7 separate regions of the Homo sapiens genome follow, and all the other regions are linked to region 4. The links are chromatin contacts, found by Hi-C or POLR2A ChIA-PET in ENCODE. All regions are on one chromosome and are shown on one strand. Each heading gives the region's core, a stretch centred on a gene start or an enhancer-like site at or near the end of the contact. The rest is flanking DNA. Distances are from core to core; before and after follow the strand shown. Region 1 holds the start of LINC00533 (long intergenic non-protein coding RNA 533). Region 2 holds the start of H2BC4 (H2B clustered histone 4). Region 3 holds the start of HCG14 (HLA complex group 14). Region 4 holds the start of ZNF184 (zinc finger protein 184). Region 5 holds the start of HCG15 (HLA complex group 15). Region 6 holds the start of LINC01623 (long intergenic non-protein coding RNA 1623). Region 7 holds the start of LINC02980 (long intergenic non-protein coding RNA 2980).

Region 1 (2,700 bases), core at 141-2,640, 1.2 Mb after region 4:
GTACAGTACATAATACTTGATAATGATAATAAATGACTATGTTACTGGTTTTGTATTTACTATACTATACTTTTTATTGTTATTTTACAGTGTACTCTTTCTACTTATTACAAAATAGTTAACTGTGAAACAGCCTCAGGCAGGCCCTCACAAGGGATTCTTGAAGGCATTGTTATCATAGGAGATGACAGCTTCCTACTTGGTATTGCCTCTGAAGAACTTGCAGTGGAACAAGATTTGGAGGTGGAAGATGGTGATATTGATAATCCTGACCCTGTCTAGGCCTAACCTAATGTGTGTGTTTGTGTCTTCATTTTTTAAAAAAAAAAGTTTTAAAAGTTAAAAAAAAAAAAAAAGCTTTTCAATAGAAAAAAGCTAATGGAATATAGATATAAAGAAAAAATGTTTTTTGTACAGCTTTACAGGTGTTTGTGGTCTTTTGGATTTTTTGTCTGTTTGTTTTTGTTTTTTGAGACGGAGTCTTGCTCTGTCACCCAGGCTGGAGCGCAGTGGCGAGATCTTGGCTCACTGCAACCTCCGCCTCCCGTGTTCAAGCGATTCTCCTGCCTCAGCCTCCCGAGTAGCTGGGATTACAGGCGCCCGCCACCACATCTGGCTAACTTTTGTATTTTTTAAAATTTTTAGTAGAGACAGGGTTTCACCATGTTAGCCAGGCTGGTCTCAAACTCTTGACCTCCAGTGATCAGCATGCCTCAGCCTCCCAAAGTGCTGGGATTACAGGCATAAACCACCATGCCAAGCCAGGTGTTTGTGTTTTAAGCTAAGTGTTATTACAAAAGAGTCAAAAAGTTTTTAAAAATTAAGTTTATAAAGTAAAAAAGTTACAATAAGTTAAGGTTAATTTATTATTGAAGAAATAAATACTTTATAAGTTTCGTGTAGCCTAAGTGTATAGCATTTATAAAATCTACAGTAGTGTACAGTAATGTCCTAGGTCTTCACATTGACTCACCACTCACTCACTGACTCACCAAGAACAACTACTACCAGTCCTGCAAGACACATTCATGGCAAGTGCCCAGTACAAGTGTACCATTTTAATGGAGTGCAATGGCGCAGTCTCAGCTCACTGCAGCCTCGACCTTTGGGCTCACTTGATCTTCCCATCTCAGCCTCTTGAGTAGCTGTGACCACAGGCGTGTGCCACCACACCCAGCTAATTTTTGTATTTTGTAGAGATGCGGTTTCACCATGTTGCCCAGGTTGGTCTACAACTCCTGGGCTCGAGCGATCAACCCGCCTTAGCCTCCCAAAGTGCTGGGATTACTGTCGTGTCCCACTGTTCCTGGCCCCATTTTTATCTTTTATACCACATTTTTACTGTACCTTTCGTATGTTCGGATACACAAATACCACTGTATTGCAATTGCCGACGGTATTCAGTTCAGCAACATGCTGTACAGCTTTGTAGCCTAGGAGCAATAGGCTATACCATACAGCCTAGGTGTATAGTCGGCTATATCATCTAGGTTTGCATAAGTACACTCTGTGACGTTCGCACAATGACGAAATCATCCAACAATGCATTTCTCAGAACATTTGCCCCTTATTGACACACGACTGTATAAAGATTTTTATCTTTGGCCGGGCGCGGGGCTCACGCCTGTAATCCTAGCACTTTGGGAGGCCGAAGCTGGCGGATCACAAGGTCAGGAGATTGAGACCATCCTGGCTAATACGGTGAAACCCTGTCTCTACTAAAAATACAAAAAATTAGCCGGGCGTGGTGGTGTGCCTGTACTCCCAGCTACTCGGGAGGTTGAGGCAGGAGAATGGCGTGAACCCGGGAGGCGGAGCTTGCAGTGAGCTGAGATCGTGCCACTGCACTCCAGCCTGGGCTACAGAGCAAGATTCCATCACAAAAAAAAAAAAAAGAAGATTTTTATCTTATGAATATCTATTATTGGAGATATCTCTGAGAAAAATTTACCCACTTGAACAACAACAATAGATCCAATATGATTTTAAATGACAACAATATAAATGTAAAATGACATTATAAATATAAAATGACTACAAAATAAATACATAACCATATCATAAGGGAAATAAAGAGAGGAAGAAATCTCCAAAAAAAAAAAAAAAAAAACCACCAAACACAACCAAACAAAAACCCACCAGTAATTCAAGTCCAGCATAGTAAGTGCATGAAGTAAAACCATTTAACCCAGAGGCACAGACAGAAGCCTTAGTCAAAGATGGCAGCTCTACCTTAGTGCTTCCAGAGCCAGAACTCATGGCCTGGGGCCTATTTTGGGGCAGAGATACAGAACTGAGTCTCCTGCAGGAGGCTGGGAGACTCCAGAGGCTTTCCCACGGTGGAGACGCTCTTAGCTCTTAGGGAAAATAAGAGTCAAAGCAGTATCTCGGTATCCACTGGCCCTTTAGTCATAGACATATGAGCAGTTCGCAGACATTTTAAAAGTCAAGGGCCGGTGGAGGTGATGTAACTTAATCTCACCAGGTACAGTTCTGCCAAGTAGAGAGAAGCTTCTATTTTATGTTTTGTCTTTCCAAAATTGTCCCAGGACTAAGAAATCAGAATTGCCACTCCTTGAGATCCCTGCTTTGCAAAGCTAGGTATTGGGGAAAAAAGCCGATCCCTTAAGAATTCAGGGCCTTCTGGGATAGAAGAAATAGACCCTTAAACTCTGTTCCCCCATAAAATTTGAGGTTATT
Region 2 (2,803 bases), core at 46-2,545, 1.3 Mb before region 4:
AGTTCAGTGTTCGAAGGCTTGTCAATTTACCCAGCAGTTAAGAGTTGGCTTCTCCTAAAGCAACTTTCAAACTTGTCTGCATGTTACAAGCCCCCTACGGAGATTTTAAGTTTCAATCAGGCAACACACCATTTATGGCTGACTGAGCACTGGGATTCAAGCAAAATTTGATTTGATTTGAATCTTGAATAAACCAGTTGAATAGAATAAGATGTATGAAGCAACATCTGGCGCAGTGCTTACATCTTTAGTTCTGTACTGCCTTAGTGTTGTTATCAAAACTGACGCATATTAGGTTAAAAGACTATTACCGGGGCAGTTGGAAACCCAGGAGACACACCCTTCAGTATACTACGAAGGTGTGCGCCACGAAAACAGAGGGGGAGTCCTTCCTTAGGCAGTTACTGCCCAGGTTCCCACTCCGGTCCGCTATGTAAATCAGAGTCTCAAAACAGCTTTCCCTCGATTGGTTAATATTTAAAATGACAGGACAGCCTATTGGCTAGAAGCTGGTGGCGAAATTATGACATTACGGCAACCGTTGATCCTGGCGACGTAGACAGGGACAGACAGCTGGGTCTGAAACCTAAGCGAGCCTGCGGTTTCTTCCGGGAACGCCGAGTTAGCAAAATGGCCGCTTGTCTCCATTTTAAATTTAAGCACAACGAATTGACCCCAAAGCCATTTTTAATGGCTGGCTTCTTTCGGGTTCAGGACCCTTTGTCCCTCTCTAAGCTGCAACACTTGTCCCCACCCCTCTCCAGTTCCTATATTCTAATACCCCTCCGCCGCCAAATAAAATTTGGCGTCTGGCCACAGCTCTTTTAGTGGGTATCTGGGTGGCTCTTAAAAGAGCCTTTGGGGTTAGGTGTTAAGACGCTTACTTGGAATGTTTACTTGGAGCTGGTGTACTTGGTGACGGCCTTGGTGCCCTCCGACACGGCGTGCTTGGCCAGCTCTCCGGGAAGCAGCAGGCGCACGGCCGTCTGGATCTCCCTGGAGGTGATGGTCGAGCGCTTGTTGTAATGCGCCAGGCGGGAAGCCTCGCCCGCGATGCGCTCAAATATGTCGTTAACGAAAGAATTCATGATGCCCATGGCCTTGGAAGAGATGCCAGTGTCGGGATGGACCTGTTTCAGCACCTTGTACACGTACACAGAGTAACTCTCCTTGCGGCTGCGCTTGCGCTTCTTGCCATCTTTCTTCTGCGCTTTGGTCACTGCCTTCTTGGAGCCCTTCTTCGGGGCGGGAGCAGACTTGGCTGGCTCAGGCATCTTAAAACACCAGAAATGTGTCGAAAGTAAAGAGCGGATTTCTGCTACTTATAGGGCTTTTATGCTAATGAGGGATGGAGAGTACCTCTTAGTTAATTGGAAGACAAACTGCACAGTTGTCATCCGTGGGCAGAGCTATGCAAATGAGGTATGAAAGTACAGCTTTTCTATTGGCTATCTGACTAGCATTTGCTACCGACCAATCAAAAAGTCGGATTTACTCCCCAGGAACTACCTATAAAAGCGGCCATGTTTTACATATTTCTTGATTTTGTTTGTTTTCTCGTGAGCTTAGGCCGCTGGTTTTGGTGATTTTTGTCTGATTGCAATGTCTGGACGTGGTAAGCAAGGAGGCAAAGCTCGCGCCAAAGCGAAATCCCGCTCTTCTCGCGCTGGTCTCCAGTTCCCGGTGGGCCGAGTGCACCGCCTGCTCCGTAAAGGCAACTACGCAGAGCGGGTTGGGGCAGGCGCGCCGGTGTACCTGGCGGCGGTGTTAGAGTACCTGACCGCCGAGATCCTGGAGCTGGCCGGCAACGCGGCTCGCGACAACAAGAAGACTCGCATCATCCCGCGCCACTTGCAGCTGGCCATCCGCAACGACGAGGAGCTCAACAAACTGCTAGGCCGGGTGACCATTGCTCAGGGCGGCGTCCTTCCTAACATCCAGGCCGTGCTTCTGCCTAAGAAGACCGAGAGTCACCACAAGGCCAAGGGCAAGTGATTTGACAGGTATCTGAGCTCCCGGAAACGCTATCAAACCCAAAGGCTCTTTTCAGAGCCCCCCTACCGTTTCAAAGGAAGAGCTAACCTCACTGCTTGTAGGTAGAAGGAAAAAAGGCACTAAGGTAAGTTAATTTTATGCCAACCTTGAGCAAAGCGTATTACTGCTTTTCGGTTTTTGGGGAGCGCTGTTACTAAAGGTTGGTCTGTTTGTATGTAATAGTAGGTCAGTTACGTACTATCATACTCTAAAGAAATATTCTAGTTAATGCTTTGTAAGATCGACCATAGTTAGTGCCTAACAGTTTACATGCAGGGATGCCTCGTGATCTAAACACTTCGTTGTGATTACTTTAAAAATGTAAATTGAAGGCAAAACTCTAACGTGTTGGTAACCTTGTTTGGTCCTCCGACTAGTCCCCCGTCTATTTTTTTCTCAATTTAGGCTGTAGGCAGCCTCACTTTCCTAATTCTGTGAGAGTTATAGGTCCCATTCCTGCTAAAGTGCAGAGTATATTACCTAAAAGTTAACCAGGGAGTTGAAAGGTGTCTGTAAAACAGACTAATGTCCCTAATGTAGAACGGTGCCTGACATGCAACTTACTCTTGTATTTTAAGAAGCTCAAGCGTCTAGGTTGCCATTACAGGCAGAAAAGGAAATAGAGTGGGGCCTGTGGCCACTCAAAAACCTTTGCTTTCTGCTCACCCCTCTAATCCTACCACTTTGGGAGGCCGAGGGGGCTGATCACCTGAGGTCACGACTTCGACACTAACCTGGCCAACATGGTGAAACACCTCTCTACTAAATA
Region 3 (2,700 bases), core at 98-2,597, 1.4 Mb after region 4:
AAAAAAAAAACAAAATGTTATATATATATGCGAATGCAGAGAAAAAAGAAATGTAAAAAATACAATAAATTTTTCACGGTGATTACATTTGCGAGAGGAACGTACAGCTTTCATATTTCATTCAATGGTTAAAATGGTACTCAATTTTGACTGACAAAACGGTAATGATCAGATGCCAAAACGAGTGTGAATGTGCATAATTTACGAAAGACATTTTTGAGAACTGGTTACATGAGTTTTGAAAATAGGAGAGCAGAGGACCTGTGTAAGATTTTTAAAGAGACTGCACTGTCACGAGCCACAGCGTTGTGAGATTGGTAGGAAAGTGCTCCAGGAAATATCTAGGGGAGGGCTTGGATCTGAGACACAGAGTGTGAGCCTGGTCGAGAAGCGGGAAAAGAACCCGCCCAGAGCCCCTTCTCTCCATTCCCTCGGCGAGGCAGGAAGCTATCTGCGTTCCGAATCCCGCGACATCAGGATTATCTCGCACTGCAGCACAGAGACCAATCGCTAGTAACCTCTGCCTTTAATTAGGCGTTTTTTGGCCCAAATCTCGCGGCTTCGTAAAAATATCGCGATGCTTCCGCTTTTAATGTTTTTAGTTTGGACAAGCCCTTTGAGATAAATTTAAAAGCCAATTCTTTTTTTTTTTTTTTTTTTTTGAGACGGAGTGTCGCTCTGTCCCCAGGCTGGAGTGCAGTGGCGCGATCTTGGCTCACTGCACGCTCCGCCTCCCGGGTTCACGCCATTCTCCTGCCTCATTCCCGAGTAGCTGGGACTACAGGCGCCCGCCACCACGCCCAGCTATTTTTTTTGTATTTTTAGTAGAGACGAGGTTTCACCGTGTTAGCCAGAATGGTCTCGATCTCCTGACCTCGTGATCCACCCGTCTCGGCCTCCCAAAGTGCTAGGATTACAGGCGTGAGCCACCGCGCCCGGTACCTAAAAGCCGATTCTTAAAAATATACGTTGGTAATTGTTTATGCCTACTGCTGAGATCAGGATATCTCTAAAGTAAGGAGAGGAAAAAGAAAAGTATGTGTCAGAAGTGGGATTCGAACCCACGCCTCCATTGGAGACCAGAATCCCCACCGCGGAGGAAGCTTAGCTTGAGTCTGGCGCCTTAGACCACTCGGCCATCCTGACACACTGCATAACAGCCCTGATTTTTGCACTAAAATAGAGATCAACAAGCAATGATTCTGTGTCGTGCACGCACGCAGAAACGCGATGACGTCAGGGTTGCTTGGTAACAGAAGGGCAGAAAGCCACTTGTGGATTGAAAAAGCAAAAGGGTTCGCAGGACTAGAAAATGTTTCTGCATAAAACTGGATCAAGTCTCTTACGGGCCTTATAACTGTTATCGCCATCTCGAAAAACGTGTGCGGGTTTTTTTTTTTTTTTTTTTTGCTCCCAGCCTGCCCAGATTTCAGGAAGGAAAGAAGATCTTTTGCTTCTTCGGTCGCTGGGTCGGCTCTCCAGTGTCTGATGTTTACTGAAATCTTGATCGTGGTTAGCCTCCCCCAGGACTTCATTGTTTGGAAGATGGTGAGGAACAAAACAAAACCCTAACAAAAGACCCCGGTTCTATAGGAAGGTCCCCTTTTAGCCCCTCTATTTTGGTTCCATTTGTCACTGCCTTGCCACTCGTCGAAGTTTGTCTTGGGCTCTAAAAGTGGTAGCCGGGAACGGCTGGGAAGGTCTCCACAGGGACCACCACATGGGCAAGGCTGGTGTCCGCGCCGAGGGATCGGCGATCCCAGGTCCGGGGAAACTCCGCGAGCGACGCGCTCGCCCGCGGCCTTCCTTGTCGCTCTCGGATGTTCCCGATTAATGGGCTCCAAGTGACCACTGCCAGGTCGGGGAACACAGCGGTAGTTTTTAAGGGGAGTGCACCACATCGCCTGATCCACTTTTCTGTTTCTCAGCCTTCGCCAAGCAATCTGAGCTCCAGGCCGGGAAGCCCCAAGGTCACAAATTTTAATGGAGCCCTGAAACTAAACAGAAATCATCCCTCCCACTAGAACAAGAGCCCCTAGAGGCCAGCGACACCGCTAAAATAACATGTGTAGACCAATGCCGTCCAGGTAACAGTGCCTGGCAAACACGGTAGAGGTTCAATAAATACATTTTAACTCAACCGTCTTAACTCTTGTATTTGGGGCTGTGAGGTTCAGATAGAGGAAATATAAAGTTGGATATTTTAATTAGATTTTGTCCTAATAGCTTACTTTTTGTATTTGTTAATATAAAAAAAATTTCCTTTTTGTAAGGCAAAGTTAGGTCTCTTTTCTGCATGGAGAAATAACTGAGTTTCAGTAGGCTCTATCTTAATTTCCACAGACTTCCTTGGTTTCATATCCTATTTTTGATAGAGAGAAAATTAGTAGTGAGAAGTACAGTGAACACTGGTTCCCCAGTCTCCCTCCAATACATGAGATTTGTATATTTTCTTTCGATTGGAAGGAAATTGTCCAGGAAGTGATTCCCAACATGGCAACTGTAATCTTACCCTAACTATAATTATTTTTTTCTAATTGCAAAGTACACACAAATTGTAGAACATACAAACATGTCAAAAATTAAAATCATCCATAATCTCACTAGTCAGAGGTAACTATTAACATTTTTATATATTTAGTCTTTCATATGGTATACATTTTCCAAAAATGGTCATGTGTAGTAAATAATTTGCTAACT
Region 4 (2,778 bases), core at 231-2,730:
TCTAGATACATCACATAGACCAATCAAAAGAAGTGAGGCTATATTGCTTAGAAAAGAATTTATGAGGAGGAGTTGTAACAGCTGAATTCACATATCTTAAGGGCAGCAGTGTGAAAGAAAGAACAGACAGTTTCCTTTTCTTTGGAGGACTAAGAACTAAGATCAACACAAAAGTTACAGGGACAAGTACATCTGTTTAATATAAGAAACTAAAAAAGAAAGCCAACAAGGGAATAGTCTGCACCCAAAATGGCGAGTTTAATGCCACACTAGTTCGGGCATAGGGTTGACAGACAGCCGTCTGCCAAGGAGATTTCAAAACTGACTCTTTCATTGAAGGGATAATTGCCAAGATGTCTTCTGACTTCAAGATTATAATTTTAATATTTAATATTCAGAAGTCATGTGGGGATCACAGATATTCTGAATGATTATGTCTTTTCATTCCCCAATGGAACGAAAGAAAAAAATAAACTCCTCTCCCAAGTATCTCTCTATAAAACAGAATCTCTCCCTACAATGTAATTCGGTTTCTTTGCTAATCCCTAAGCATACCGTTCCTTCCTTCCAAATCTCCTGCTCTGATCTCAAGTATTTGATACTCCAGTCATGACTGTTCTCAAGCCTCCATCACCCCGCTCTCCCCCAAGTCGACCCCACTACCTTCCATCTCAGGAGCTCATCCCGTTCCTCTGGAACTTGAACACCAGGGTTCGCCAGGCAGCGTTCCTTCAGCTGGTATCTCGGTCTAGGACTCAGATGTCTAACTCCCCTTGCAGGGAATCTGCAACACGCTGAGGTTGTCTACCCTAAAAGACACAGGATGGCGTCAGCAGCATACGTCACACAATCACACATCAGAGTCTTGCAAAGTGACCAAGAGGTGCTACACAAGAGAAGTGCCCCAAGAGAGCACTAGAGAGGTGTGTGGCACTCCGATGAACAAAACAGAGTGGAGATCGGGTACGCGGGTTCTGCTTCAGATCCAAAAAACCCTTGGTGCCCACCCTAGAATCTGGCCGGGGCATCCACAGACCTGGTGTGTTCCCTCTGTGCACACTTGTGACTCACACCCCTGCGAGCTCGGATAACACGAAGACACACCTGTTGCAGAGCGTTAAAGCTGGAAGGTGGACAAACAGGGCGGGGCCCGGCACCCGACTTCCCCTTAGGCCAGAACAAAAGAACAAAGCCCTCCAAGGGATCAGGGCGGGACCGCCCCGCACAGAAGGAGGCGAGGTGCGCCCCCTTCGAGGACTCCCCAGCTTTCTCCTGCAGAGGCCTCTAAGCGCGAAATCAGAAGGGTGACGTCACGAGTCCGGAGGGCTGGCTGTTGCCATGGTGATACCTGAGCTCCCCTCCCCCTATAGCGATCCACACACTCTGATCCCGGGTCCGGAAGCGCATTGACCGCCACCAGACCTAACGCAGGGAGCCGAAGCAACTGGACTTCCAGCGCGCCAACCTCTTTCCACGCCTACAACCGGCTTCAACGGTCACTTCCGGTCGTTACGAGCGAGCCCCGCCCCGCACGCCGGCGCCGGGCGGGCACACTGGACCAGCGTTCCCAGAACACTCCGCGAAGGTGTTCCTGAACTTCATTTCCCAGAGGCTTTAGCTAACGTGTACTTTCGCCCTGCGATGGGCCGCACATTTTCGCCGCCAGTCTTTTGCTCCTGTTTCAGGTATGCGTGTGCATTGTAAACTTGTCTGACTGAACTGATTATAAGAAATGCACGTCTACTGACCGAGCGCAGTGGCTCACGTCTGTAATCTGAGCACTTTGGGAGGCCGAGGTGGGTGGATCACTAGGTCAGGAGTTCGAGACTCAGCCTGGCCAATATGGTGACACCCCGTCTCTACTAAAAATACAAAAATTAGCCGGGCGTGGTGGCGCGCGCCTGTAGCTACTCAGGAGGCAGAGGCAGAAGAATCGCTTGAACCCGGGAGGAAGAGGTTGCAGTCAGCCGAGATCGCGCCACTGCACTCCAGCCTGGGCGGCAGAGCGAGACTCCGTCTCAAAAAAACAAAACAACAAAAAAAAAAAAAAGAAAGAAAGAAAAGAAAAAAAAGAAATACACGTCTACACACAGTTTTAAAACGCAAACAATCGTTACCTTTATTACATGTTCTACCTTCTATTTTCTGTTCTACTCTTTTGTCGTTTTGAAAATACTGGTAGTTACCCATTAAAATTGTTTTCACGACTCTCAAATGAGTGGCGACCAACTTTTTTTTTTTTTTTTTTTTTTTTGAGACGGAATCTAGCTCTGTTGCTCAGGCTGGAGTGCAATGGCGCGATCTCGGCTCGCTGCAACCTCCACCTCCCGGGTTCAAGCGATTCTCCTGCCTCAGCCTCCCGAGTAGCTGGGATTACAGGCATGCACCACCATCCCCGGCTAATTTTTGTATTTTTAGTAGAGACGAGGGGGTCACCATGTTGGCCAGGCTGGTCTCGAACTCCTGACCTCAAGTGATCCGCCCGCCTCGGCCTCCCAAAGTGCTGGGATTGCAGGCGTGAGCCACTGCGCCCGGCCCCAACATGTTTTTCTAATGCTTAAGGAAACCCGGAGATAATATTCCCATGTTTTGCCACTTAGTAAAGCATTTTATATGCCTGTGTCAGCGAGCACATAGCTGCAAGTGTAGCCCATGGCCAGTCTGTCACTGTGTCCTTGGCAGAAAAAAAGAATCCAACAAATCGGTAGGTTTTTATATTTAAGACATGGCACTTGCATTTTATTATGCTGGCGTGCATCCCCAGCATTTGGATAAGGG
Region 5 (2,700 bases), core at 92-2,591, 1.5 Mb after region 4:
GATTAAAGGCACGTGCCACCACTCCAGGTTAATTTTTGTATTTTTAGTAGAGACGCGGTTTCACCATGTTGGCCAGGCTGGTCTCGAACTCCTGATCTCAAGAGACCCACCCGCCTCAGCCTCCCGAAGTGCTGGGATTACAGGCGTGAGCCACCGCTTCCAGCCAGGATGTGATGTTGTTATGATCCAGTTAAATGAAGCAGGACTTTTTCTAATTAATTGCACTTTCTCTTCTCTTCCCTGGCTCCATATATTCACAGTTTCCAAAACTTCCTTGAGATGGGACACTCTTTTGTCATCTTGTCAGTTCTGTCCTTGAATTAATAAACTTTGACACATACATAAGATCAATTTGACTAAGAAATCTTATTTTGACATAGACATAAAAGTAATATGGTTTGTAAAATTCCTGTATATACGGAAGCCTTTTAATCTAATGTTTCATAGGAATTCAACCCTCTAGGCCTGCTGGTGATCAGTTCTTGAAAAGCACCCTCTTTTCGTGATATCACACGTTGTCTCCTCTATGTGCAGCAAGAATCTCTTGCTTCATTAGTTTTTATGCCTCTGCTTTCAGAAAACAGTCTGGTTGGGACCCCTGTGAAAGGAACTGTCTGGCTTAACTTATCTTGATTAATGCCTCTTTTTTTCTTTTCTTTTCTTTTCTTTCATTTTCCACATAAAGCTAATTGGATTAGAGAAAAAGAACTCTTCTTCGAATGCTACCAGTTTCTTTCCTTCTCATCTGAGCTATTATTCATTGTCCATAGGAAAAAAAATTCCCTAATTTTGGCACGGTAGGTTCTGTTTATTCACCAGACTTGCTACCGTTTACTCGTCAGCTCAGAGAGAACGTCGAAAAAATATAACAAAACCAAAATATGCATCAAGACAAGAGGAGGAAAGAGAATGTGAAAGACTACTAAAAAAAAAAAAAAAAAAAAAAAAAGTCAACAGCTAGGGTCAAGGAATCAATCTGCAAATATTCAGAGCCAGTAGGCTTGTACTACACTAGTCACTATGGAAAATGAAAAATGACCAAGACAGAAATCTCACCTCTTAACACCCCCCAAATCCCAATTTTCTCAACTGTAAAATGGGAATAAAAGTATTACAGTATTTACTATATAAAGTTGCGATGAGTCAATAACATAATACACAAAAGCAGTCAGCCAATTATCCAAATCCGTGTTATTAATATTATCATCATCATCATTCTTCTCACCGTACTTGGGGAATGAAGGAGACAGATACTGTGAGTAAGTTTTCCTTTTTTTTTTTTTTTTTTTTTTTTTTAGACAGAGTCTCGCTCTGTCGCCCAGGCTGGAGTGGAGTGGCGCCATCTCGGCTCACTGCAAGCTCTGCATCCTGGGTTCACGCCATTCTCCTGTTTCAGCCTCCAGGTAGCTGGGCCTACCGGCGCCCGCCACCACGCCCGGCTAATTTTTTGTATTTTTAGTAGAGACGGGGTTTCACCGTGTTAGCCAGGATGGTCTCGATCTCCTGACCTGGTGATCCGCCCGCCTCGGCCTCCCAAAGTGCTGAGATTACAGGCGTGAGCTACCGCGCCCCGCCAAGTGAGTAAATTTTCTATTGGGCACAGAGTTACCTGCTAAAATGAAGTGTGGAAAAATACAATGGGGTGTGTGTATGTGAGAGAGAGAGGGAGATTTGGAGGTGGGGTGGGGAAGACCCTATTTGAAGTGGGCTTTGAAGAATGAACAAGATTTTTATTAGGGAACAAAATGGAAACCAGCATTCCAGGACAAGCGTCTCAGGAGAAGCAAAAGCGCAGAGTTGTGAAAGCTCTTAGATTTTCAGAACTTTGAATTCTGAACTATATATAAACCTGGAAAATCTCGGTTAACTATGGGATGGCATCAAGATTTCAATTTCAAGCTTTCTGGTCATGCACAGTAAAGCTGGAATTAGAGTCTCTTACGTATGGCAGTTGTTGACAAGTCCGTACAGGTACCTAAGTGCTTCCCAGAAAATTCCTCAAGTTGGTAGGTCCTGGGGGAATCAGTTTAGTTCTAAAGAGAGGACTCATCAGAGATCTGTTCAACTTCCAGGAATCTGTGAGGATAGCTCCAAATCTCACTCTCATGCCCAGCCTATCAAACAAAGCAAACCGGTTGGACTGAAGCTGTGGGATCGGGACTGAAATAGAACCAGCGAGAAAGGCAGTCCTCCTCGATTCCTAGAGAGAACACATTCAGCCAGCAGTTGGATAGAGGATACTAGCAAGTCCCTCGCCAGGGCGGGGGAGCAGAGACACATTCCTGTCCCGTTTACATTCTTCCTCTGGCGGAGGCGGGAGGGTCGCTTGAAGCCTCGGATTTCGAGATCAGCCAGGACAAAAAAGCGAGACCCCCGTTTCTACCAAAAAGGGGGGGGGGTGGGCGGGGGGAAGAGAGAGAGAGAGAGAAAGGAAAAGAAAGAGAAAGAAAAGAAAGAAAAACTAGGCGCGGTCACGTGTACGTGTAGTTCCAGCTGCTCGGAGGTTGAGGCGGGAGGATCTCTTGAGCCCAGAAGTTCGAGGCCGCAATGAGCTCTGATCGTGGCAGAGCGAGGCCCTGGCTCAAATACATACATACTTTGTTCTGACTTTGTGTGCCCTTACTCTTTCCTCAGGTGCACGCTTGGGCTCGTTACTGCTCAGAATTTTAGAATCACAGATCCAGCAGTGATCAGGCAGCT
Region 6 (2,808 bases), core at 101-2,600, 1.4 Mb after region 4:
GCTCTAAATATTTTCAATAATTTTTCACCCCTGCTCTAAGACTTGCCTCGGTCTCTCCTTCGGCATTATGCTCCTCAATCGAATTCTTTCCTTCTCCTGAGGAGGCAAGAATTAATGTTGCTGCAGACTCCTTACAGATAACTGCCACCGCTAATATGTTGAGATGTTCACACATGCATGTGTGAGGCCCTTCAAAATGTGAGCTGCGGTTAGAATTGGGAAGAGAAGGGAGTGGGGATATGTATCTTTGTTTTCTGATTGCCTTCCATATCTTTTAAAACTAGCTAAGTGCTGCTTCAAGTCAGCCAGATACGAAGGCTTCAATTTATTTAACACAATAAAGAACTTCTATTTGGATCCAAAGCTTACATTATGCTTTAATAAAAGTTACCCTAATAAAGTCAGAAACAATAACAATGAGTCAAAGAAATGCATACAAAGTAGGCCAGGCGTGGTGGCTCACGCCTGGAATCCCGGCACTTTAGGAGGCAGAGGCGGGTGGATCGTGGATCACTTGAGTTCAGGAGTTCGAGACCAGCCTGGCCAACATGGTGAAACCCCCGTTTCCACTAAAAAAAAAAAAATTAGCCGGGCATGGTGGTGCATCATGCCTGTAATTCCAGCTACTCGGGAGGCTAAGGCAGGAGAATCACTTGCATCTGGGAGGCACAGCTTGCACGTGAACCGAGATGGTGCCATTGCACTCTGCACTCCAGCCTGGGAGACAGAGTGAGACTCTTGTCTCCAAAAAAAAAAAAAAAAAAAGCCTACAAAAAGCTTACAAAGTCTAAAATCGGACGAACAAGAGGACACCTGATGGGGGAAAAGAAAAGAGATTGCGATGGGAAGAGAGTGGTGGGGAAATCCGTGGGACAGTTTTCCTATTTTCTGGGTCTGTCCCTTGACCAAGGAACAGCTCAAAAAAGAAAGGATCTAAAATAAATTGTAAAAAATTACCTGTGGTTTCGCATTTGTTTTCTGTCTTTTTCTTTCTTGCTTGATCTTCGATAATACTGGGAAATGTAACCAATGTGATTGGGCTTGTTAATTTGGTGCCTTGCTTGTTTTTCGGGTTTTGGAATTCTGCCAGTCTGTGCTTCCGCGGCCTCTTTCATTTTGTCTTTCATCTCTTGACACAGCCACCCAGGGTGGTGTCAAAGCCTTAGAGCAGAAATGCATCAATATTGAAAGCAAAACGGAGCTTGTTTTCCTTGGTTTCCATGTGAATTTGAAGAATTGAGAGAGAATGAAAGTGCCACAAAAACAAAAGAAAAAAAATTGAGGCGAGTCGTGGACATGATAGACATGATTTTGCAAACAAGGCACATCTAGGAGAAAAGGCGGGAGAAAAATGAAGCTGGAGGTGCCGGGGATTGAACCCGGGGCCTCGTGCATGCTAAGCACGCGCTCTACCACTGAGCTACACCCCCCAACGCTCAACGTGGGCCAAAATATTTCTATGACCTGTTACTATTATCGGTCGTGCCAAGAAGCATATTTTGTCGAACTTAATTTTGAATTCGCTATACTGGATATTGTTTCCTGACTGCGCTGAGAGAAGGAAAACTGAATGTTATATCGAAAGTCCCGTGCTGGGCCTGGGATCTCCCGCTGCAGGTCACCCTCTCGGACGGCCGCTCGACAACCACCTATCGGGGTTTATAAGGGAGCCGTCCTGCCTGGCCGCCCCCCAGAGAAAGGTCTGTGATGGGGTGATTCTGCTTGGAAAGGTTGCCAGGAAACCGCGAGCATAACGCAGAAAGATAAAACGAAAGCCCTAAACGCCGCCGTGGGAATTTAAGTCCAAGGGGCAGAGAAAACAGGAGGGGAATTGCAGATCGGCTTGTCCCGGTCGTAGTTACTGCCCCTGCAGGTTCCCGCGCCCAGCCTCGGGATGGAGAACCTGGCACGCTACGTTTCGCGGGCTCTGAGACTCGGGTGGTGAGAGTCGCCGAGATGCGCACTGGGAAGAGAAAAGAGCCAGGACGCACCTGCATTTATGGCGCCATCGCCCGGGCGGAATCCTCCACGGAATAAAAAGTATGCAGAAGCAAGGCGATTTATGACTGCATAAACCCTCCGTGCTCCTGGAGAGTTCTTAGACCTCTCCACTCCTTGGCACAACTGACCTCTCCACTCTTCGACAAACTGGCAAGCGCTTGCCGCCGTTCGCCAAACCTTGGTACGACAGTCAATCCAGAAATGAGCTTCTGGAACAAATCCTAAATCCTTTTTTGTCTGTCTTCTTCTGATTCGCTCTCATCCTTAAGGGACCTGTTTCTCCTTCAAAACCTGAAAACATCTAACCTATAGTACCAACCCCAGATCCAGGCCTGGCCTTCCTGACCAGTCAAAGCCAGTTGGACTGTGCGCCTAGAAGTGGACAGACATGCGAAATGCCATACTGTATACGTACAATGCATAGGCCAAAGGCGACCCTATGACCCAGAGATTAGAAAGACTCGGACGTCTTTTGACTGGGTTCAGGTCACACTACTCCCAAAATACGACACCTCGGCATTTGAGAAAACAGCAGAAGCAGAAACGTTTTTCTCTGGGCCCTTGTTCCGTGAAGCGGGCCATGAAAGCTACCTGATCTTCCAATTAAAGTAGGTGATAAGACCGTCAATTCAGAGGGGAGAAAATGTACTTGGAGGAAATAAACGAAGACACAGAGATGCCAAAGAGAACCTGAATAAACAGGCTTTGCTAAGTTCACCCCAGTTTATAACCATTAGATCATACCCCCTTTTATCCAATTATACTGCTATGGGACTATCCACTTCATCAAACCTAAGCATAAAAATA
Region 7 (2,944 bases), core at 276-2,775, 1.5 Mb before region 4:
CTATTTTTTACATCTTGATGTCACTCCTGAGCACTTGCTTTAATGTGTTGGACACTGGGTCCATTAAAGATTGTATGTGAAATTATAAAAGAAACGTTTTCACCTTTCTGTGGTACAGCTATAATTTCTGGTTTCATTTACCAACTGGGTGAAAGTGGACCAGTGACACCATTTGTCTGGGCCTTCCTTTCCTGAAATATAATATTGGGGCAATAGTCCCTGGTTCTTGTAAGGTGTTCAGGCACAAAACGCTAGGCATGTAACATACTAAATGAGGTTTTCCCAGTTAATTTATATGATTGCAAAGGACGTTCATATACACGGTCTGCTAAAGAATTCTGGGGCCAATTAATCTCTGTGGCATGATGGGTAAGTCGATCCCTTCTCTGGGCGTCTATTACTTCAGAAAAGGCATGAACTCAATTTTAGGGACCACACAAAAAAATTTATTCACTATCGTGTAGGACTTGGTCATTAGAGAGCTTTTGTTTCTTTTTTTTAAAATTTTTTTTAATTTTTATTTTCGTGTATGTGAATTTAATGGAGAGCTTTTAAATAACCAGATATTTAAATAACCAGATAATACAGATGCCCGGCCTGCTCCAGACAAATTAGAAAAGTATGTAGGTGAGGAGGGACCAGCCAGAAGGCGGTTTCAGCTCTGGAGTGACACTGAACGTACTTCTCTTCCAGGGATGTCACGAGGTGTCAATTTCTCTGGCCTTACCCAGGTCCATGCCCGCCCCCAGGGGCCCCAAGAATGACTTCAGCACCCCACCCCCACCTCCCTCTCCAGATGTGGGTCCTGGGAGCGTTCAAGGCCCGTCAGTCACTCGAGCCACCCCTTGGCGGCTGGACCAAATCTTGGGCTGCCGCCTGGATCTGCAGCTGGAAAGCGCCGTGACCACCGGTGTCCCCAGCTGGAGCAGGGCGGGCTGCACGACTCGCGAGGACGCCCTGAACCGCGGCTTCCTCTTTCATAGCCGCAGGACTCGTGGTCAGAAGGCCGACTCCAAGCCTCAGCGGATCCACGAAATGGCCTCTTTGAGGCTGTGGTGAAATTTAAGATACCCTTTCCCTGCCATTGTTACTGACGTACTTCAGCAAACAGGTTAAAGTTCTGAAAGGACGTGGTCACGACTTTATATTTCTTACAGATTTGTGTCTCATGTTTTGTGCGTAAAAACCATTCGTCCTCATTTGAGATTCTCATATCCGTAATTCAGTTATACATAAAACTGAATTCAGTTATATCATAAAATGTTCCCATGCGGGGAATGATTCGTTGGGGTCTCAGCCTGAGGCCAGACGCAGCAGAGAGATCGGGAGTTGGGGGATGGCGGGCGGGGAGCGGAGAGGAGGCCGCCCGCCGCCAGACTCAGGGTCCAGCAGAGCAGCAAATGCTCCCCGGCTCCCAGCCAGGGCGCAGCTGCTGGCCTGGGGCCGCCCCTCACGCCGCAGGAGCCCCGCCCGCAGCGCCGGCCCTGCCCCTGGCCTGTGAGGGCGCCAGCGCCCCCTACAGCTTGCAGTCGCCCTGCGCGCCTCCCCGCGAGGCTTGTTTTCTAGCGCCTCTGGTGGGCCGCCTCCCGCAGGCCTGGTGTGAGCCTGGGGTCCGTTCTCACAGCTGGATCTGGGGTCTGAATGCCGCGCCCTCTGGAGAGCCACAGATGGGTCTCCGCTGATGCTTCTCTCAATTTCCTCTAAGAGCGAGAGCTCCGGGAAAGGAGCCGATCCTGGTGGAAGACTACAGGTCTGAGTCCACTGGACGAAAAACGAGGTGCGTTAAGAGACCGCGGGAGTGGGGAAATGGGGAAGTGAGGGTGGGGACTGGGCAATGGGGGCGGGACGAGAGGTCTGGGGCTGGCGGGGACAGGGCTTAAGAGAGAGCCACCCCTCCTAGCCTTGAAGCTGTACCGAGCTTCCCTGTGATATTTTAAAATGCAAAAGTACAAAAATTGAAGTAATGGAACTATGCGTACGCACCTCCTAGATTTTTAAAGGTTAACGTGTGACTGTGTTTACTTCAGATGTTCCTGAAATAAATGAAAATGACCAGTTAAAATGAAGGAAGAACGCGCTTGCGTCCCTCCTAGAGGTCAAACACTCTTCTGAGGATAGGTTGTATGCTCTCAGCGCCTCTTTTTATTAAAAGTATTAAGAAGTACTTTTCCAAATATTAGATGTAGTGTGTCATATCATTTAAACGATTTTTTTTGTTTAAAATAGTCTTTTAAAAATAATCTTTTTATTTTTAGATTTTTTTGAGACAGAGTCTCGCTGTGTTGCTCAGGCTGGAGTGCAGTGGCGCCATCTCCCCTCACTGCAACCTCTGCCTCCCAGGTTCAAGTGATTCTCCTGCCTCAGACTCCCAAGTAGCTGGGATTAAAAGCGTGAGCCACCACACCCTACCAATTTTTGTATTTTAGTAGAGATGGGGTTTCACTATGTTGTCCAGGCTGGTCTCGAAATCATGACCTCCACTAATCCACCTACCTCGGCCTCCCAGAGTGCTGAGATTACAGGCATAAGCCACCGTGCCTGGCCACTTTAATCATTTTTGTTTTTGCATCTAGTCTAAGAAATTCTGCACTAAAATTCTGCACTATTTTCTTCTAAAATTTTAAAACATTTTCTATCTGTGTCTTTGTTAGATGTAGAAACTTTTGTGTATGATATGGGGTATAGCTATAATTTTATTTTTATTCCATATGAAAGCCAGTTTCTCAGCCCAGGTAATTGAATAGACCATCCTTTCTCCACCAACTCTTAAGGCTACTTCTGCTCTATTGTGTTCATAGTAGTTTCTAGGCTTTCTGTTTTGTTGTACTGATTTCTTCACCTATTTTTGCATCAAGGCTCTCCTCTTGGGGAAATAAAACAATCCTGCCAACCAAAGACCCCTCTGGATCCTCAAACACGCCATCAGCATGGAAGGCCGCTATGG

The links. A loop is a pair of places that touch in the nucleus more often than their neighbours do. ChIA-PET counts read pairs that join two places held with the same protein, here RNA polymerase II (POLR2A). Pooled maps may share reads with other maps.
Region 1: a loop to region 4 is called in a map of OCI-LY7, with 3 times the contacts of the local background. The contact joins the promoter of LINC00533 here to the promoter of ZNF184 in region 4. A Hi-C loop is called at or near these places in 1 of 168 maps with a recorded cell type or tissue (OCI-LY7), 1 of 37 single-sample maps with no recorded cell type and 4 of 50 pooled maps. POLR2A ChIA-PET finds 5 or more read pairs at or near these places in 1 of 52 experiments (activated CD4-positive, alpha-beta T cell).
Region 2: a loop to region 4 is called in a map of heart right ventricle, with 6 times the contacts of the local background. The contact joins the promoter of H2BC4 here to the promoter of ZNF184 in region 4. A Hi-C loop is called at or near these places in 3 of 168 maps with a recorded cell type or tissue (heart right ventricle and naive thymus-derived CD4-positive, alpha-beta T cell) and 16 of 50 pooled maps. POLR2A ChIA-PET finds 5 or more read pairs at or near these places in 7 of 52 experiments (CD4-positive, alpha-beta T cell, CD4-positive, alpha-beta memory T cell, CD8-positive, alpha-beta T cell and 4 more).
Region 3: a loop to region 4 is called in a map of ascending aorta, with 5 times the contacts of the local background. The contact joins the promoter of HCG14 here to the promoter of ZNF184 in region 4. A Hi-C loop is called at or near these places in 4 of 168 maps with a recorded cell type or tissue (ascending aorta, naive thymus-derived CD4-positive, alpha-beta T cell and natural killer cell), 3 of 37 single-sample maps with no recorded cell type and 20 of 50 pooled maps. POLR2A ChIA-PET finds 5 or more read pairs at or near these places in 4 of 52 experiments (B cell, CD4-positive, alpha-beta T cell, CD4-positive, alpha-beta memory T cell and 1 more).
Region 5: a map of sigmoid colon shows a loop between it and region 4 (7-fold over the local background). The contact joins the promoter of HCG15 here to the promoter of ZNF184 in region 4. A Hi-C loop is called at or near these places in 7 of 168 maps with a recorded cell type or tissue (endothelial cell of umbilical vein, gastrocnemius medialis, heart right ventricle and 4 more), 6 of 37 single-sample maps with no recorded cell type and 31 of 50 pooled maps.
Region 6: a map of CD4-positive, alpha-beta T cell shows a loop between it and region 4 (3-fold over the local background). The contact joins the promoter of LINC01623 here to the promoter of ZNF184 in region 4. A Hi-C loop is called at or near these places in 3 of 168 maps with a recorded cell type or tissue (CD4-positive, alpha-beta T cell, CD8-positive, alpha-beta T cell and naive thymus-derived CD4-positive, alpha-beta T cell), 3 of 37 single-sample maps with no recorded cell type and 15 of 50 pooled maps. POLR2A ChIA-PET finds 5 or more read pairs at or near these places in 4 of 52 experiments (CD4-positive, alpha-beta T cell, CD4-positive, alpha-beta memory T cell, naive thymus-derived CD4-positive, alpha-beta T cell and 1 more).
Region 7: a pooled map shows a loop between it and region 4 (5-fold over the local background). The contact joins the promoter of LINC02980 here to the promoter of ZNF184 in region 4. A Hi-C loop is called at or near these places in 1 of 37 single-sample maps with no recorded cell type and 7 of 50 pooled maps. POLR2A ChIA-PET finds 5 or more read pairs at or near these places in 1 of 52 experiments (activated B cell).

Annotation. Positions count from the first base shown.
Region 1 is chr6:28,653,085-28,655,784 of GRCh38, forward strand. LINC00533 (long intergenic non-protein coding RNA 533) reads right to left here and starts at 1,391. Exons shown (of 3, transcript NR_135285.1): 1 at 1,348-1,391. It overlaps LOC105374996 (a long non-coding RNA gene), which reads left to right. Exons shown (of 3, transcript XR_926657.3): 3 at 91-150.
Region 2 is chr6:26,122,631-26,125,433 of GRCh38, forward strand. H2BC4 (H2B clustered histone 4) reads right to left here and starts at 1,296. Exons shown (of 1, transcript NM_003526.3): 1 at 837-1,296. The coding sequence starts at 1,274. The coding sequence ends at 894. It overlaps H2AC6 (H2A clustered histone 6), which reads left to right and starts at 1,542. Exons shown (of 1, transcript NM_003512.4): 1 at 1,542-2,060. The coding sequence starts at 1,603. The coding sequence ends at 1,995. RefSeq lists enhancers at 1-87, 88-773, 221-1,420, 469-1,208, 1,452-2,651 and 4 more and a silencer at 1,080-1,445.
Region 3 is chr6:28,895,183-28,897,882 of GRCh38, forward strand. It overlaps HCG14 (HLA complex group 14), which reads left to right and starts at 1,348. Exons shown (of 2, transcript NR_104117.1): 1 at 1,348-1,548; 2 at 1,929-2,138. TRL-CAA1-1 (tRNA-Leu (anticodon CAA) 1-1) reads right to left here and starts at 1,146; the gene lies at 1,041-1,146. RefSeq lists enhancers at 1-389, 1,025-1,660 and a silencer at 451-614.
Region 4 is chr6:27,471,625-27,474,402 of GRCh38, forward strand. ZNF184 (zinc finger protein 184) reads right to left here and starts at 1,481. Exons shown (of 6, transcript NM_001318891.2): 1 at 1,105-1,481; 2 at 664-809. The coding sequence starts at 670. It overlaps LOC105375001 (a long non-coding RNA gene), which reads left to right and starts at 1,500. Exons shown (of 2, transcript XR_926664.4): 1 at 1,500-1,685. RefSeq lists enhancers at 603-732, 1,063-1,152, 1,173-1,272, 1,333-1,492.
Region 5 is chr6:28,983,408-28,986,107 of GRCh38, forward strand. HCG15 (HLA complex group 15) reads left to right here and starts at 1,342. Exons shown (of 3, transcript NR_135289.2): 1 at 1,342-1,577.
Region 6 is chr6:28,862,327-28,865,134 of GRCh38, forward strand. It overlaps LINC01623 (long intergenic non-protein coding RNA 1623), which reads right to left and starts at 1,351. Exons shown (of 2, transcript NR_033379.1): 1 at 958-1,351. TRA-AGC2-2 (tRNA-Ala (anticodon AGC) 2-2) reads right to left here and starts at 1,430; the gene lies at 1,359-1,430.
Region 7 is chr6:25,991,142-25,994,085 of GRCh38, forward strand. It overlaps LINC02980 (long intergenic non-protein coding RNA 2980), which reads left to right and starts at 1,526. Exons shown (of 3, transcript NR_186645.1): 1 at 1,526-1,777. It overlaps TRIM38 (tripartite motif containing 38), which reads left to right. Exons shown (of 8, transcript NM_006355.5): 8 at 1-90. RefSeq lists a silencer at 1,335-1,644 and an enhancer at 1,635-1,844.